Regions from separate parts of the Homo sapiens genome. Here region 1 is linked to region 2. The links are chromatin loops, found by intact Hi-C in ENCODE. Cell type or tissue: CD4-positive, alpha-beta T cell. All regions are shown on one strand.

Evidence for each region. Peaks named below come from ENCODE experiments on the same cell type or tissue, not always from the same donor. Only the 100,000 strongest peaks of a DNase experiment are listed, where the experiment ranks them.
Region 1: a loop joins it to region 2, with 5 times the contacts of the local background. A loop is called at or near these places in 4 of 110 quality-filtered maps.

Annotation. Positions count from the first base shown.
Region 1 is chr10:61,989,825-61,997,824 of GRCh38, reverse strand. The region is part of intron 3 of ARID5B (AT-rich interaction domain 5B); the gene reads right to left. Among named protein-coding and RNA genes, the nearest start is that of ARID5B, 92 kb to the right of the region's middle. In CD4-positive, alpha-beta T cell, no CTCF peak of the experiment used is centred here; DNase peaks (open chromatin) are centred at 3,494, 4,044, 4,944 and 5,584; H3K4me3 peaks cover 770 bases; H3K27ac peaks cover 2,128 bases.
Region 2 is chr10:62,180,086-62,188,085 of GRCh38, reverse strand. It overlaps a transcript of RTKN2 not described here. Among named protein-coding and RNA genes, the nearest start is that of LINC02621, 75 kb to the left of the region's middle. RefSeq lists an enhancer at 7,432-7,601. In CD4-positive, alpha-beta T cell, no CTCF peak of the experiment used is centred here; a DNase peak (open chromatin) is centred at 4,485; H3K4me3 peaks cover 710 bases; H3K27ac peaks cover 2,478 bases.

The DNA.
Region 1 (8,000 bases), 190 kb after region 2:
TCGTTTCTCCAGAGTTTTTAAGTGCTATTTCAAGAAGCAGCCCCCAATGTGTCAATTGTATTATTACACTCGATTTGTATTATACTCGATTTGTCTAAGACATTGTTAATGAGAGAGAGGCATATAACCATTAAGTGCCAGGACTACCCCTCATAGCACTTAACACCATCTCCCATACATAGTAAATACTGTGCCTGTAAATACCTGTTGATTCTAAAATTCTATCTTGGTTGTGCAATTAGCTTTCTATGATAGGGGTAAAGGTGCATCAATTTCTCCAAGTATTCTTGAAATAAAATGGAGAAAAATGTGTGTGCTCTCAGGTTGAAGGAGTATAAATGAACAGTTGCTTCAGAGTAAGTTTCATGGAAGATGTCACCTGGACTCTTGGGACCACTTCACTTCCTTCATATCCCTTCATTCTCCTTTTTTTTTTCTCTAACCATTTTTCATGATGATGCCATCTCTAACTGCTTCCCAATTCTCTGTTCTGGATGGAGTCGGCTCCCTGGCAATCTTCTGTGCCTAGAAATGACCTCTTTTTTTTTTCTCTCCACCTCATCCTAGTTCAAAACATTTAGATCACGCAGTACCCAAAACACTAGCCAAGTCATGAATCCTTCTCTTTCTGTTGGAAGAAAAACAGCAAGTTCCCCCTACTCTCAACTCCTACAACTGTCCGTGCATCCTGGAGACAGTGTTGCTAATAGTGGTCCTGGGACTGTCTGCATCAGAATCAGATACTGTGCCATCGAGAACCAGTGACTCAGCATCTCTAAGGCTGGGGTCTAGGAATTTACCTTTTCAACAAGCATCCCAAATAGCTCATGCACACTAAACTTTGAAACCAGTAACTCTGAGTTTACTTTTTTGCGAAGACTTAAAGTAAGGTTGTTAGTTTGGATTTTGAAATATATATATATATATATTTTTTTTTTTCAGTTGTCAGACTTTTAAAAAATTCTTATTTCTCTCCTAACCCCCCAGTACATAGAACAAAGAAGCAAAATCTCTTCTCTCTGCCACTTTTGCAGGATTGTTACAGATATCACAGAAGACAGCAAATTTTAAAAGCCCTCTTAACTAAAAATACGAGAAACAGAGAGACTGTTTCCCCATTTAGAAAGCAAGTATTAATGCTATTTCCAGTACTGATAATAAAACACTAAAATTCACAAAGGTTTTTTATATAGTGTTTTCACGTCTCTTTTGTTCCTCACAACAACCTTATTAGTGGCATTACTAGTTGTTAATATTCCCCAATTTGAGACTATAACCACCCAATCCTTTTTTTTCTTTAAGAGATGGGCCTCTCTCTGTTCTTCAGGCTGGACCCAAAACTCCTGGGCCCAAGCAATCCTCCTACCTCTGCCTCCTGAGTAGCTGGGACTTATAACCCAATCTTTGAACTCCCAGTTTGGTGGACTTTTCATTAGGATAAAATGTCTCAAATAATAATAGTAATAATAATAACAGAGATTTAACTGGTTTACACTATTAGGGACGAGGATGGTGGCCTTTGATCAAGTCAAATATAAGACTTCTGTTTGATGTAAGACTGTAGAATTCAGCCAGTTGGAAGCCAGAATTCTACTCTCCTTAGGTTAGCTTGTTACTTATTATTTTGGAACACTGCAATTTCCACTGTAATGATTTAACATTATTGATACATCATTCATGTACATTAACTTTCTACTTTCTATGCATGTGATAGGAAATAGTCCCAACTCTATGTGTTGCCAGCCTAGAACCCCTACCTTTCATCAACCTCCTTCCACACACTAAGAGGCTACAGGCACAGCTGGGGCTTGGTCTATTGTGGCAATGCTTGGTGGGGCAAAACACAAATGATAACTTTGTTGCTTATGAACAGAACCTCCCGTTTGGACCAGAATTTTGGCATTGTTTGGACAGAGGCAGATTTCCAACCTTGCAATTAGACATCCCCAGAGGAGTTGCCTTTAATATTTACCAAACTGGAGAAAGCCCACGAGACCTTGAGGACTCCTAGGAAAGTTTACAAAGCATTCTAAGTGAAAAGTAAAAGGGAAAGATACAGAGTCAAAGTGGGACCTGGAAAAGCCAAGGTTGAAGCTAGGTTGAAGTTTCACTGAGTAAAACAGTCTGGGTCCAGGTCTCTTCTTTGCAGTTTATTTTATTGGTGAAAACATTTTTTTTTTTCCTCAAGACAAAATATGGTCAACTTTATATGAAAGGTGTGTATAACAGAGTATAAAATTTTGAGTTTGGGGAGAGATTTCCAGATCTAAAATTCTGTGATCCTAAAACTGCCTCCTAAGCCTTTGCATTAAATTAACTTCCTTCTGATACAGCTATAAAAATACTAAAGTGTTCAATGGTCGGCATATTTTATTTTGCCCTAGTACACCAGGAAACAAATAAAGCCAAATAGTCCTTTCAAGAATTATTTAAATTCCTCGGCTACTTCTTTCTTGCCCACGCATTTCATATACACATAAGTAAACACTCCTGTGCAAAGTTACCCATGAAACAAGGGCTGCCAATAAATGCTGTGTAAGATATTTTCACCCTTCCAATTCATAATAGGGAAAGCAGATAAATCTAAGAATGAATAAATTGCACATTTGTTTTGTAAAAGACAAACAAAGTGTTCCTGGAACACAGATTTTCTTTCAACCACACCCATAGAGAAAAAGAAATCAAAGTACCCCTAGGAGTATTCTTCTAACACACTCTAGTTGGTTGTAGCTGGTTGGGTTACATATACGTTACTTGACTTCAGTCAACAGAAAATGATCTGTAATAAATTGCTAGTAACCAAGACTGAAATTTTAAACCATAATTATGATATTCTATTAAAATGTCATCCCATTCCTGAATTTCTCCTATACCAAAAAAAAGTGAATGCCTATTTTAAAATGAAACATTCAAAGGGAATAAGAGACCCAACATTACTAAACCTCATTTCAACTTCAATAAAAAGAACTTTGCCTATTAAAAGTTAATACCTAAAGTACACTGCTTGTAATGCTCAACCAAAATGACTCTTAATTACACGTTTTGTTAACCTCTCTCAATGTCAATTTTTTACTTATTTATATATTTCAAAGTCCGAAACAGAATTCCATAGCGAAACTGTAATTATAACATGAGACTCCACCCAAGCTTTTCAAACAGTAACTGTATACCATTGCTTTAATCCTCAGAGTTGGGCTGGGGGTGGGGAAGGAGTCGGGGAGAAAGGGTAAGAGCAGGCCTTCATTCTGAATAGCAGGTTGCTCAAGTTGTCTTTGTACAAAGAGAGATGCATGAAATAGCAAACACAATGAATTAATGGAGCATTGACTTTCAAATATCCATAATGCTATTTTTTGAAAATAGATAATGGCGGCCAAATGCACGGAGGCTGAAAACATAAATTCCAGAGGAGAAATTTGCTTTTATCTCTTACACAACAATTTAGAAATGTAACTTTCTTTTTCATTCTTGGGGTGAGGGGAGGCTTGTTTCGGAAACATCACACTATTATGCTTACTGAAAACCACTATAATCTACTTCTAACATCAGTAAGTTTTTTAAAAAAAATCTTTTAAAAAAAAACCTTCGCCCCAGGATTTTATAGAGCCTAGTGGAAAAAATATGCATGTTCCTTCCTGCACCTAATTACCTCAACTGAAAAATCTGCCAAGTATTTTGCCCTTTAGTTCTCTTAATCGTATTAGGGCAAATGCATTTGGATGCCAATAGAAACAAACATTTAAAGATTTTCACTTAAAAGATTCCAAATATGTATGAAGGCTAAGTTTGAGACACAATGTCCCTTGTGCTTCAAAGACAACATACAGTTTTCTTTCTCCTTTTTTTTTTAAAGGAAATATGAATGTGCTCACGTTATAAAGCTTGATGTCTAGTTTTGAAACAATTTAAGCAAAATAATGTCAATATGTGAGGTTCTCACAATGATTTATGCTTCCTCCTGTTACTTTATTACATTAGACATTCTTTTCTCAAAGCTTTATACTTTTCACTGTGCTCCTAGCAACCAACCAACGGCAAAGCATCAACTTTATATACCTGGCGCTATTCCAATTCTTACTGCTATTGACAATTATATTGAAGTTTCCATTTAATTGCTGCTCTGTTGTGACACCGAATATTTGTCACAATTAGGCATTTCCTATTTTCTGTCCATGCATTTTTTATTATTACTGAAAATGAAATTTTTATTCCAGAAAACCTAAGCATGAAAATTCTACAGATAAGAGTAGCTACAGCTGTTACTATCATTACCAACATTGTAACATGAAGAAAAAAAAAGAGAATATAATTTCTCGGAAGGTAATTTTCCTTTCAGTCTAAGTGCTCTTATTCATCTTGCAGTTACTCAATGATTTCCTGTTCTAATTACAGGACATTATACAGAAAGACATTTGTAAAAGGAAAATGCAGCAGAGCATATGACTAAATAGCTTGAATTGGTTGAAAGTGTTTAAAATTCCAAAGTTGTACATCAACTTTATCAATTCGTGGTTATAGCTCTATGTAAATGTGTACTGTGTCCTGCCGTATTTTTCAATCTCTCTTAAGGTAGTAAACTTAGTACCCAAAGTTAGTACACATCAAAGGGGAAAACACATTTGCAGTTAAACTGATGTTGAAGAGTTGGAGTCAGGGAAGATCAGTTGTGTGTGCGTGTGTGTGTGTGTGTGTGTGTGTGTGTGTATCTCCCTTCCTCATCAAAGCTGTTAAATTGGAGGCATGCCAAAACAAGGAGTGGAAAATATTAATAATAAAAATAAATTAAATGCCTGATTAAAAGGGAAAGAGAACAAGATTCCATCCGGAATAGAAATGAAAATGCCACAAACTATTTCATAAAAACAAACTGTGACGTAAATTACACATCAGTATTGCACTGTTGTGGTTATTTTGAGAAATGGTTTGTACTGTAAGTCAGCTGGTGCTGCCCCACCCTTAATGATTTTGTAATTCTCGACACAGTAAGCAAGTGGGGCAGCCCTGAGATTGCTGAGACAGAAAACAGAACTAGCCATACAGAACTGGCAATAAAAAGATAATGTACTTTTAACATAACAGAACAAGGAGATTGGCTTGGCTTTATTAACTAAAAAAAAACTACTTTAAATGGTCCCCAGCTTGCCATTTGTTTTGCTAAATGGAAACACAGATCTTCCCAGGATAGGCAACGAAAACATCACTGGAGAACTTAAAAAAAAGTAAATGTGGGAAAAATATATCAGTACATGGATGCAAACAAAACAAAGAATATTTCAAACCCAAAACCAAGGGTTTGAACCAGCTGTTTTCAAAAGCAAACCACTTAAAATAGAGGCATAGACAAATACAAAAATATGTATCAAAATGTTACTATCAGCTTTTGCCCTCACTATTGCTTCATCACTCAAGAAAAAAAACATCACAAAACTAAACTATAACCAAACACTGCTACCACTCTGAGTAACAAATGAACGCAGTGGGAAGAAAGCCAACTCCACCTCCAAGGTTGTCCCAAAGGGTCACTGAATTCTAAGCCACGACCGGGAGCCACTTTTTATCTTGAGAATTTTGCAGCTTATTGCCATAGGGTTCATCTTAGCCACATTTAAATTTAAATGTCACACTAGACAGGGATTATGCAACAGGTGAGACTTCATGGCCAGATTGACATGTAGGTAAAGTTGTTACCACATATGAGGTGTTATTCTATGGGGCCTGACTTACCTTAACTTGCTTCCCCGTCACATGGGTTAAACTTTGGCTAGAGTCAGCCATTCACTTTTTTTTTTTTTGAGACAGAGTTTCGCTATTGTTGCCCAGGCTGGAGTGCCATAGCGTGATCTCAGCTCACCGCAACCTCCACCTCCTGGGTTCAAGCGATTCTCCTACCTCAGCCTCCCCAGTAGCTGGGATTACAGGTATGCGCCACCACACCCAGCTAATTTTTTTGTATTTTTAGTAGAGACAGGGTTTCTCCATGGTATTTAAGCTGGTCTCGAACTCCCGACTTCAGGTGATCCGCCCACCTCAGCCTCCCAAAGTGCTGGGATTACAGGCGTGAGCCACCGTGCCTGGCCTCCACAATGATTTTTTAACCATAATACCAAAAGCACATAAGAAAACAACAAACAATAGACAACTGGACTTCATCAAAATTAAAAGCTTTTGTGCATCAATGGACACTATCAATAAAGTGAAAAGACAGTCTTGGAGAGGGGGAAAATATTTGCAAAGCATATACCTGATAAGGGATTAATAACTAGAATACATAAAGAACTCCTGCAACTCAGTAACAAAAAGACAAACCAATTTAAAAATGGCAAAGGACTTTGATGATTCTCCAAAGAATATATATAAATGGCATCTTAAAAAATGCTCTTCATTAGGGAAATGTAAAGCAAAACCACAGTGAGATATTACTTCACACCCAGTAGGATGACTATTATAAAAATGAAAAGAAAAAAATCCCAAGTGTTGGCAAGGATGTGGAGAAATAGGAACCCCTGTGCATTGTTGGTGGGAATGTAAAATGGTGCAGCCATGATGAAAAAGTATGGGACTTCCTTAAAAATTTATATACAGAATTGCCATGTGATAATTCCACTCCTAGGTATATACTCCAAAGAATTAAAAACAAGGACTCAAAAACAGTTATTTACATACCAATGTTGATTGTAGCATTATCACAAAATAGCCAAAAGGTAGAAACAACCCAATAGTTCCTCAATAGATGAACAGATAACAAAATTTGGTGTGTGTGTGTGTGTGTGTGTGTGTGTGTGTACAGGATAAATATTGTGATTCCACTTATACGAGGTATTTAAAAGTGGAATCACAAAACAGGGTGACTCATAGAGACAGAAAATAGAATAGAAGTTGCTAGGTGCAGGGGGTCTAGGAGGGTTGGAAGGAATGGAGAGCTATTGCTTAATGCATACAAAGTTTTTGTTAGGAATGGTGAAAAAGTTCTAGAAATAGATAGTGGTGACAGTTACACAATATTGTGAATGTACTTAATGCCACTGAATTGTGCACTTAAAAATGGTTAAAATAATAAATTTTATGTTATGTCTATTTTACACAACAATGACAAAGAGGGGAACATCTGGGAAGGGTTATATTTTCTGTGTAGATGCATGCTTGGTTGCTCTGGGGAGGAAAAGTGGTGTCTCTCCAATCCACAACTAGAATATATCCTGGAGGGCACAGAATCGGTGTCCTAATTCTTTGGTATCCCTCCTAGACCTTTGAGAGTGCTGACAAATGTAATTGCCTACAGACAGTGTTGCAGTAAACATCTGAGCCTTCTTCCAAAGGATAAGAGCAGTCATTTCATTAGTTCACCACAGGCTCTGAACCAATGACACTTCCTAAAAGGCTGAAGGAATCTGGAGAAGGTTATCTGCCCAACATGACTGTAGCCACTGCCTGGCAGGCCTTTTTTAGACAAAGGGTCATGTGGTTAGGCAGTCATCTCATTTTAGTGACTTTAAAAAATAAAATAATCTCGCCACTTGAGGAGTTTGTCCACCATGCTCTAAGTGCTGAGCCACCTCTGCAACTGCACTGACTTCTGGGAGCTAACATCTGTGTCAAGAGCACTTTTATAGGTTGCATTGTTTTCCTTCACCTTACCGCAGGGCTTCTGGGGCAGCTCAACAAGGAAAGAAGGGAAAAGGCCTCTTGCCTCTGTCAGTGACTCATCTTAAATCAGTGGTCTTCAAAATGGTGAATCTCTCCTTTGAGGGTACGAGAAGACTTTTTAAAGGGAACCTACATAGGGATGGGGCAGATCTTCAACTTAGATACTACTCCACTCCCTAATGCATCTGCCCAAGAATGAGCCAGCAATCAGAACAGCCCATCTCCTTCTTCACCCATCCTCCATCCCTAGTCCTATTATGAGCACTAAAGAGTCAAATCAAAGTATTGGTTTTGGAGATGCTTCCTTATTGATCTATCAAGGAACCTCAAGCCATAGCCTTTTGATCTTTCCCTTT
Region 2 (8,000 bases):
GTTGTTTCCATTGTAATTGATACCTTAAAAAGCATGAAAATATAGGGTCTACCTAAAAACTTGAAACTGTTTCATTTGTATATGGTTAGGGATTACTGAGAAATAAGGTTAATAAGGCAGATGTGGTCAGATCATGGATGGCCTTGAATGTCAGTCTAAAGTTTGCTTTTTTTCTGGTATGCTGAAGAAATTTGCCATATGGGCTTTAGTGGATTCAGATCACATCTCTGACAGATTCTCTCTGAGTAGTTGGGGCAGGGATAGCTACAGATAGTATTGGGGAGCATCCTCATAAATTGTATCTAGAAGAAGAAAAGCAGCCTGTAAATGCCACCACTACACGTTAAGTTCACCGAGGGCACAGGCCAGTTTTTTAGGCATGCTTTGTCAATATAAGTATGCTGAGAGAATCACACCTCACCTGACTTGATTTAAAAATTTCTAAAAAGGAAAAAAAAGTGGTTCACATATATCCAGGTCACTAATGTGACACTATTGACTTGATTTTTCTTGCCTAGCAGCTCTTTTGCAAGGGGAGGGTGACACATTAAATTGCATCCACCTGTGACATCTTAAGGTGACTGAATGTGTGTAATTCTCTTCAGTACACAAAAGGAAAGGAGAGGCCTGAGGGCTCTGAAGGGTGACACAGAGGGGTGAACAGATTGAAGGGAGGAAACTTTAGGGGCTTCAGGCAAACCTCATTTACATGTGTCCAAGGACTTTGAATGGAGTCCCTGATTTCTGCTTCCCTCTGAGGACTATTCAACTGAACTTTTTCCCTATGTTTTTTCTTTTTTTTTTTTTTGTGATTTGTGATGCCAAAAGTGTTCCTTAAATAGTCACTTACAAGAACAAAGCTGCCGTCATCTCTGAATCAGTCACTCAAAGGTTATCTGGGAAATCAGAATAGTGTGCCTGGTATACTTCAACATCTTTGTTGTATTAGGCAGCAAAGCAGCCCAAGAAATTAAGTTTAGTAAAACTTTGGAATAATTTGGAGATAATAATTCCACTTTAGACCGATTTCAACCCAGATCAATTACTAAAATAAAATGCTTAGGGTGGAGAACCCAGAAAGCTTTGGACTAAATGAACCACAAGTCTTATCAACACCAGTGAAAATAGTATGTTTAATTTTTTTGCCATAAACTTCCTGGGACGCAATCAATAACTTGTACTATTAATAAAATATTTTGGGAAAAATGTACTCAACCAACTTATTGCTAGTCCTCATCATATACAGGACTCTGCTAGTTGCCTGGGCATCTGAGGATGGAGGATGAAATTAGTTGGATTTATTCATAGGGTTTAGTTCCAGTGTCAGAAAAAAAAAATGTTTTTCTGACCAGTAACCAGCAGTAAAATAACCATTGTACAATGTCATACTTTTAGCAGCAGAATTGTATTTCCAAACAATAGTTTATGTAGACTTTTAATACATAAGACAGAGCCAAGTGGAACTACTTGAGAGCGGGAAGGGGTTGAGGAGCACTTGGCCTCCCACCATGCCTCTACCCCACCCCCACCCCAGCACTCTGAGAAGCTTCTCTATAGGACACACGTCTTCTGTCAAGGGGCAGAAAGCTACTTTCCTTATTGCTTTAATCTCCTTTTCATTCCGCTACTGCGTTCTGTCTTCCTCCGTGGTTGAAAAGTCTCCATATTTGTCATCTTCAAAACGAGATAAGGTTCCCTCATCAATCTTATTTTTAGTAAATCACCAGTTTAACTCACCTTTCTTTAGCAAAACCTAACTACATATACAGAAAGGAAACTTTTTTGGAACTTCTCACTCTCTGAATGCATTAAGTAGAAACATTAGCTGAATTGTAAAAAATGCCCCTAATGTAAAACAAAACAAGATGAAATGAAAGCATATACGTTAAGAATATGCAAGACTGAGAGCTCCAGGGCAGGGGAGCCAAGGCATGGAGCAAACAAAGGCAAAGGCACGATAGCCCAGCTCCCTCCCACGGCCCACACCATACAGTCTCCAGCCATTGCAGTGCTGAAAGCACACTGTCCTGGGTTCAAATCCTAGCCTTGCTACTTTCACCGACTGGCCTTTGGCAGTTCAACTTAACTCTTCTAAGGCCCAGGCCCTGTAAAATGGTAATCATAGGACCACTGCAAGAATTCAATAAGAGGTTATATATAAAACCGTAAAATTCCAAGAAAACAGCAAATAATCAATACATGTTAGCTACTGTGGCTATTACTATTATCCCAACCCCAGAGGTTGTTCTGGGCACAAGAAGCACCTGATATACTGTTTTGGAGACTCCCCAAATTGGGGTGGCTGCAAGGTGAGGAGTCAGCAGTCACATGTAACTGTGCCATGAATTCAGATGTCAGGTTAACCGGGTCTCTTCCTAAAGGAACCAAACCAAGAATTTTTTCCTTTGATGTCTCACCATGATTTGAAACTGAGTCAATGTCTTTGCTAAAAGCAATCTTTTTTTTTTGAGACGGAGTCTTGCTCTGTTGCCAGGCTGGAGTGCAGTGGCACGATCTCCATTCACTACTGCAACCTCCACCTCCCGGGTTCAAGCGGTTCTCCTGCCTCAGCCTCCTGAGTAGCTGGGATTACAGGTGCCCGCCACCACACCCAGCTAATTTTTGTATTTTTAGTAGAGACGGGGTTTCACCAACTTGGCCAGGCTGGTCTCGAACTCCTGACCTCATGATCTGCCCACTTCGGCCACCCAAAGCACTGGGATTACAGGCCTGAGCCACCGTGCCCAGCCTGCCAAAAGCAATCTTTGAATCAAAGCTGGAAGAACTGATGCAATCAATATTCCTTAGTTTGGGACTGACTTGGTGCCTGAGTACCAGTCAACTTGGAGGATCTGCCATACAAATTATGAGGGTTTTTTTTTTTTTAACTGTGGAGGTCCTATTTTTGATAGATTATAGAAATAAGGAGTGACAAGTCAAGCTGTCATGAGAGGAGAGTCATCTAAAGTTAGTACTGAAAACAGAAATTTGGCTGGCAAATTAGTTAGAAAAGGGAGGCAGAACAATGGGAAAATTTTTTGCAAGATTTCCTGGGAGTTGGGGATGGTGATGATGGCAGGGGCCCTGGAGTGACCGCTTACCAATTAGTGGTTTACCTGTTAACTTTGGCAGATGTTTTACCAGTGAATGGTAAGATTTCTAATTGAGCTTCAGGCAAGACTGTCTAGTGAAAACTATACTTCTATTTACTCTTCAGTAACTAACAAGGCCTGTTTTTTTCTTTACTTAGTTCTTATTTGAGATCTTGGTTAAGAAATTATAAAATATAAATAGAATATTAGCGACTTGGGTTATTTGGTTGTTGAGAAAGGGTTCTCTAGAGAAAATATAATTTCATAACTGCAGTACTTATTCAATTAGACTAGGAAGGCTCCTCAGAGGTAATCTACTTCAACCTCTTTCTGTAGGCGGAAGCCATGCTCCCAACCAATCATATTCATGAATATCCAGCCTCTGTTTGACATTATTCTTTAAGGTTGTTTGCTTTTAGAATTTTCAGCCCATTTCTTGTAAGTTCCAGTTCTAAGAAAGGCTTTTTTACATATTAAGACAACTCATTTTTCCTGAAACTTGCAATCTTTTCCACTGACTGCCTTTTGTGATTCTGATTGGTGGTGACTTTCTGGTTTTCTCTTTACCTCTGTGGGTGACTAAAGGTGATTTTTTTTGTTTTTCAGAATAATAGTAATCAACTACATAATCTCCAGAAACTGCCAGCAACTTCCAAATTCCTCTTCACATAGCTTCTCAAATACTTCATTAGAACCAGTGTGAAAAATTTAAAATACAATGTGACATTTCTCTAGTAGAATGTAAGCTTCATGAGGGAAAAGACAACGCGTCTCCTTCCTGTATTCCTAGCACCCAGTACGGCACCTGACACATAATAGTGACCTTAGAAGAATATTTAAGAGTCATTGAGTAAACATTTTGTAGAGCTGTCCATGTTTATTTTCCATTCAGTGTTTACCAGGTGTCTGCTATTTGGACAGTCACTTCATTGTTCATTAGTACATGACTTTGGTAAATATATCTCCTGTGAAGAGAAATATTATAACTACTATGGCATTCAACACTGGTATTTCAGTTACTCAACTAATCCACCCACTGATGGAGTGAACCTTGAATTAAATGCTTTGAAGAATAAAGTGAATCTTGATAAAAATCAAAGGCTGAAGAAATCTTGTTTGACAGAAGGCATGAACAAAAATGCTAAAATTAATACTGTTTGTGGAGAAACACTCATTCCACCGCAGACTAAATGGAGTTCATGAGTATCAAAATGCCTATGTGATCAAAAGGCAGAAACAGCTTCTTTTTACTAGGTCTGTTAATATTCCAGGACTCATAATATTGTGCCTACATGAGCACCTGTGTTTGTGGTAACTCAAAGTATTTGAACACCTTATCTCATCCAACCTCAAATTTCCTGTGAGGTATTTAAGCACCGAGAGCTCTTGGTACTGTTTTCAAGATGAAGCAGATGAATTAGAGAGGCTGTTCACACACCAAATTTCACAGAAGCCTATGGAGGAAATGACGGGGAGACTTACCAGTTAACACCCAGTTGCAGAAATCAATGTCAGAGCTTGAAAGGACCTTATAAACCCCTGATCCAATGTGGACTTTCCTAGTAAGACTTCTGTTTGCAGTGACTTGGTTCATTTCACCAACCACAAGAATTTTAAGTAATTTTTAATCATAAAAGTAACATAGAACATAGTAATACATATATACGTACATACATGATACAGAAAGGTATCAAAAAACAAAAACATATATTACTTCCTCCTCTAACATTCCAGTGCCAGTTTCCAAAGATTCCTATTACCCAGAGGTAACCACTGTTAATAATTTTTAATGTATATTTCCAAAAATTTTTTATGCATTTAGAAATGTGTGCATGTGGGTGATGGGTGCACCAAAATCTCAGAAATCACCACTAAAGAACTTACTCATGTAACCAAACACCATGTGGTCCCCCAAAAACCTATTGAAATAAATAAATAATAACATAATAAAGACTTAATAAAAAGTAAAATAAAAATGTGTACATGTATACATACACGCAATGACAGTTGGTCCTCAAATAACATCATTCCATTCAGTGTCATTTCATTATACTGTTGATTGGAAAAAAATTGATTTCTGCCCGGGGCCCCTGTCTGTGTGGAGTTCCCATGTTCTCCCCATGTCTGTGTGGGTTTTCTCTGGGTATTCTGGTTTCCTCCCACATCCCAAAGATGTGCATGTCAGGTGAATTGGTGTGTCTACATTGTCCCAGCCTGTGTGGGTGTGTGTGTGAGGTGCCCCCTGCTAGGGTATGGCGTCCTGGCCAGGGTGGCTTCCGCTTTGCACCCTGAGCTGCTGGGGTGGACTCTGGCCACCCTCAACCCTCATCTGGAATAATTGGGTAATAATTATCTTGTTTTTATTAATCTTTCTTAAAAGTATATATAGTTCGCATTTATTTCAGTGTTTAATATTAGAAGTGTTTTACTCTTTAGAAGTTTGGTGATGTTTTTGTGACCAGAAATATGCCATAGGAACTTAGCTCTTGTTTATATCAATTAGCCTGCAGTAATTTGGTTCCATTGTGTGTTTCCTTAAAGCTGAAGTTTCCAAGTACCTACTGATGACGTTAAGTGAGGACTTAACTTGTGTGTTGCAGCTCCTATTAAATTGCTGCACTTGGAAGCATAGTAGTCATTTCAAACTTTAAAAAGATCTTCTGCTATTCTGTTCCAATTCTGACCTTCTCACAGTTTTATTCATCTAGTAAACACCAACTCGATCCTTCCAGTTGCTCAGGTCAAAACCTTTAAGTCATCTTTGGTTCCTCTCTATCCAAAACACCATCTATCTAATTCACCAGCAAATCTTATTGAGTATATGTTAAAAATATCTCCAGAATCCAACCACTTATCACCATCTCCATTGCTTCCACCCTAACTCAAGCCACTAGCATCTGTTGCCTGAATTATTACAATAGCCTTCTAACTGGTCTCCCTACTACTACATAGCTTTCTACTGTCTATACTCAGGATAGCAGACAGAAGGATCCTGTGAAAACACAAGTCAGGTCGTATACCTTCCATGCGCAAAAAACATTCAAATGCTCCCCAGTTAATTCAGAGTAAAAGCTGAAGTAAAAGACTGTCCACAGTCTGCTGACCCCATTACCTATATGACTTAATCTCCTGCTACTCTAGAGAAACTTCACTCTCTTTGTTCCACATATACTGGCTTTTGCGCTGTCCTGAACATGCCTGGCATGCTCTTGCCTCAGGGCCTTGCACTTGCTGTTTCCTCTTCCTGGAATGCTCTTACACCAACTATCATCACTTCATTCAAGTCTTTTTTTTTTTTTTTTTTTTTTTTTTTGAGACGAAGTCTCACTCTTTCGCCCAGGCCAGACTGCTGTGGCGGTATCCCCACTCACTGCAAGCTCCGCCTCCCAGGTTCTCGCCATTCTTTTGCCTCAGCCTCCCAAGTAGCTGGGATTACAGGCGCCCACCACCGTGCCCGGCTGATTTTTTGTATTTTTAGTAGAGACGGGGTTTCACCGTGTTAGCCAGGATGGTCTCGATCTCCTGACCTCGTGATCCGCCCTCCTCAGCCTCCCAAAGTGCTGGGATTACAGGCGTGAGCCACCACGCCCGGCCTCAAGTCTTAATTTAAATGTAACTTTCTCAATCAGTCCTTCTCTAGCCCCTCTTAAAATTGCAACTCCATCCCCAAACTCACTCTGTATTCCCTTTCCTGCTTTTGTTTTCTCCTTAAAATTCATTTTTACTCATTTGTCTTTTTAGTTGTCTGTCTCTCTAAGGTAGATTATGTTTCTAAAGATGACTACAACATTAACTTTCATCCCACATGTTGTTTTCTAATGTGACATTGTCATTCTCCATCAAGAAATGGAGCCTATTTTGCCCTCACTTGAATCTGGGCTTCTGCCTTCCATCCTTGGGGTGCCTCCTCTTGGAAGTTCACAGCCATATTAGAAGAACAAATGCCCTGAGACCACCATGCTGTAAGGGGGCCCAAACTAGCCAGGTGAAGAAGAGGCCATGTACCAAAGCTCTGGACATGTGACTAAAGCCTTCTGGAACCGTCTGTGCCAACATCACCCATCAGCTGAAGGGAGTCAAGGAAGAGATCCAGTCAATACTAGATGGAACAGAAGAACTGCCAAGCTGAGCCCTGAATTCCTGACTCATAGAATTGTGATGAAATAAAGGTTGTTGTTTGAGGACACTATGTTTTGGAATAGTTCGTTAAGCAGCAATAGATTCTTGAAATATTCCTATACTATAATGCAAGCTCCACGAGGATAAAGATTTTTTATCGTTTTTGTTTTATTTTTTTGCCTGCTGCATCCCTGGTGCCTGCTGTAGTGCTCAGAACGAGGTAGGTGCTTGGTAAACATCTGTTGAATGAATGAATATATGAATGAAAGAGAGAGAGAACATAATGAAGAGAACATTACTAGTGGATCCATGTTTCTTTCCAGTGCCATGAAAAAATAGGATATGGAACCTAACTATGGCAGTAATAAGAGAAATTAGTGGCCATGGGCATGCTGCCTTGCAGGGCCAGCTTCCCAGGCTGGCCAGGATGCAGAGAACATTTGGCAATATATCTCAGGAAAACCAGTTTCACAGACATTGTCTTCAAACCTTTTCTTTTTGAGACATTAAATCAACCTTTTAATAAGCCAAATCATTGTCCTTTTAAGTATAAAGTAACACAGGCGCATGGTAAAATTTTATACAACACAGAAAGTTGTAGAAGGAAAAGAGTTTCATTTTACCCTGATGTTAACAGTTCCTTTGGTAGTAGTTAGAAAATGTCTAGGCATGATTGAGGCCTTAAGATTCATTCTATTTTGTTCTCTCTTTTTTCACTCTACATAGTATCTTAAAGAGAGTTTCCTAAAGGCATCTACAACAACAATTAGCTTTTACTTATTGAATGCT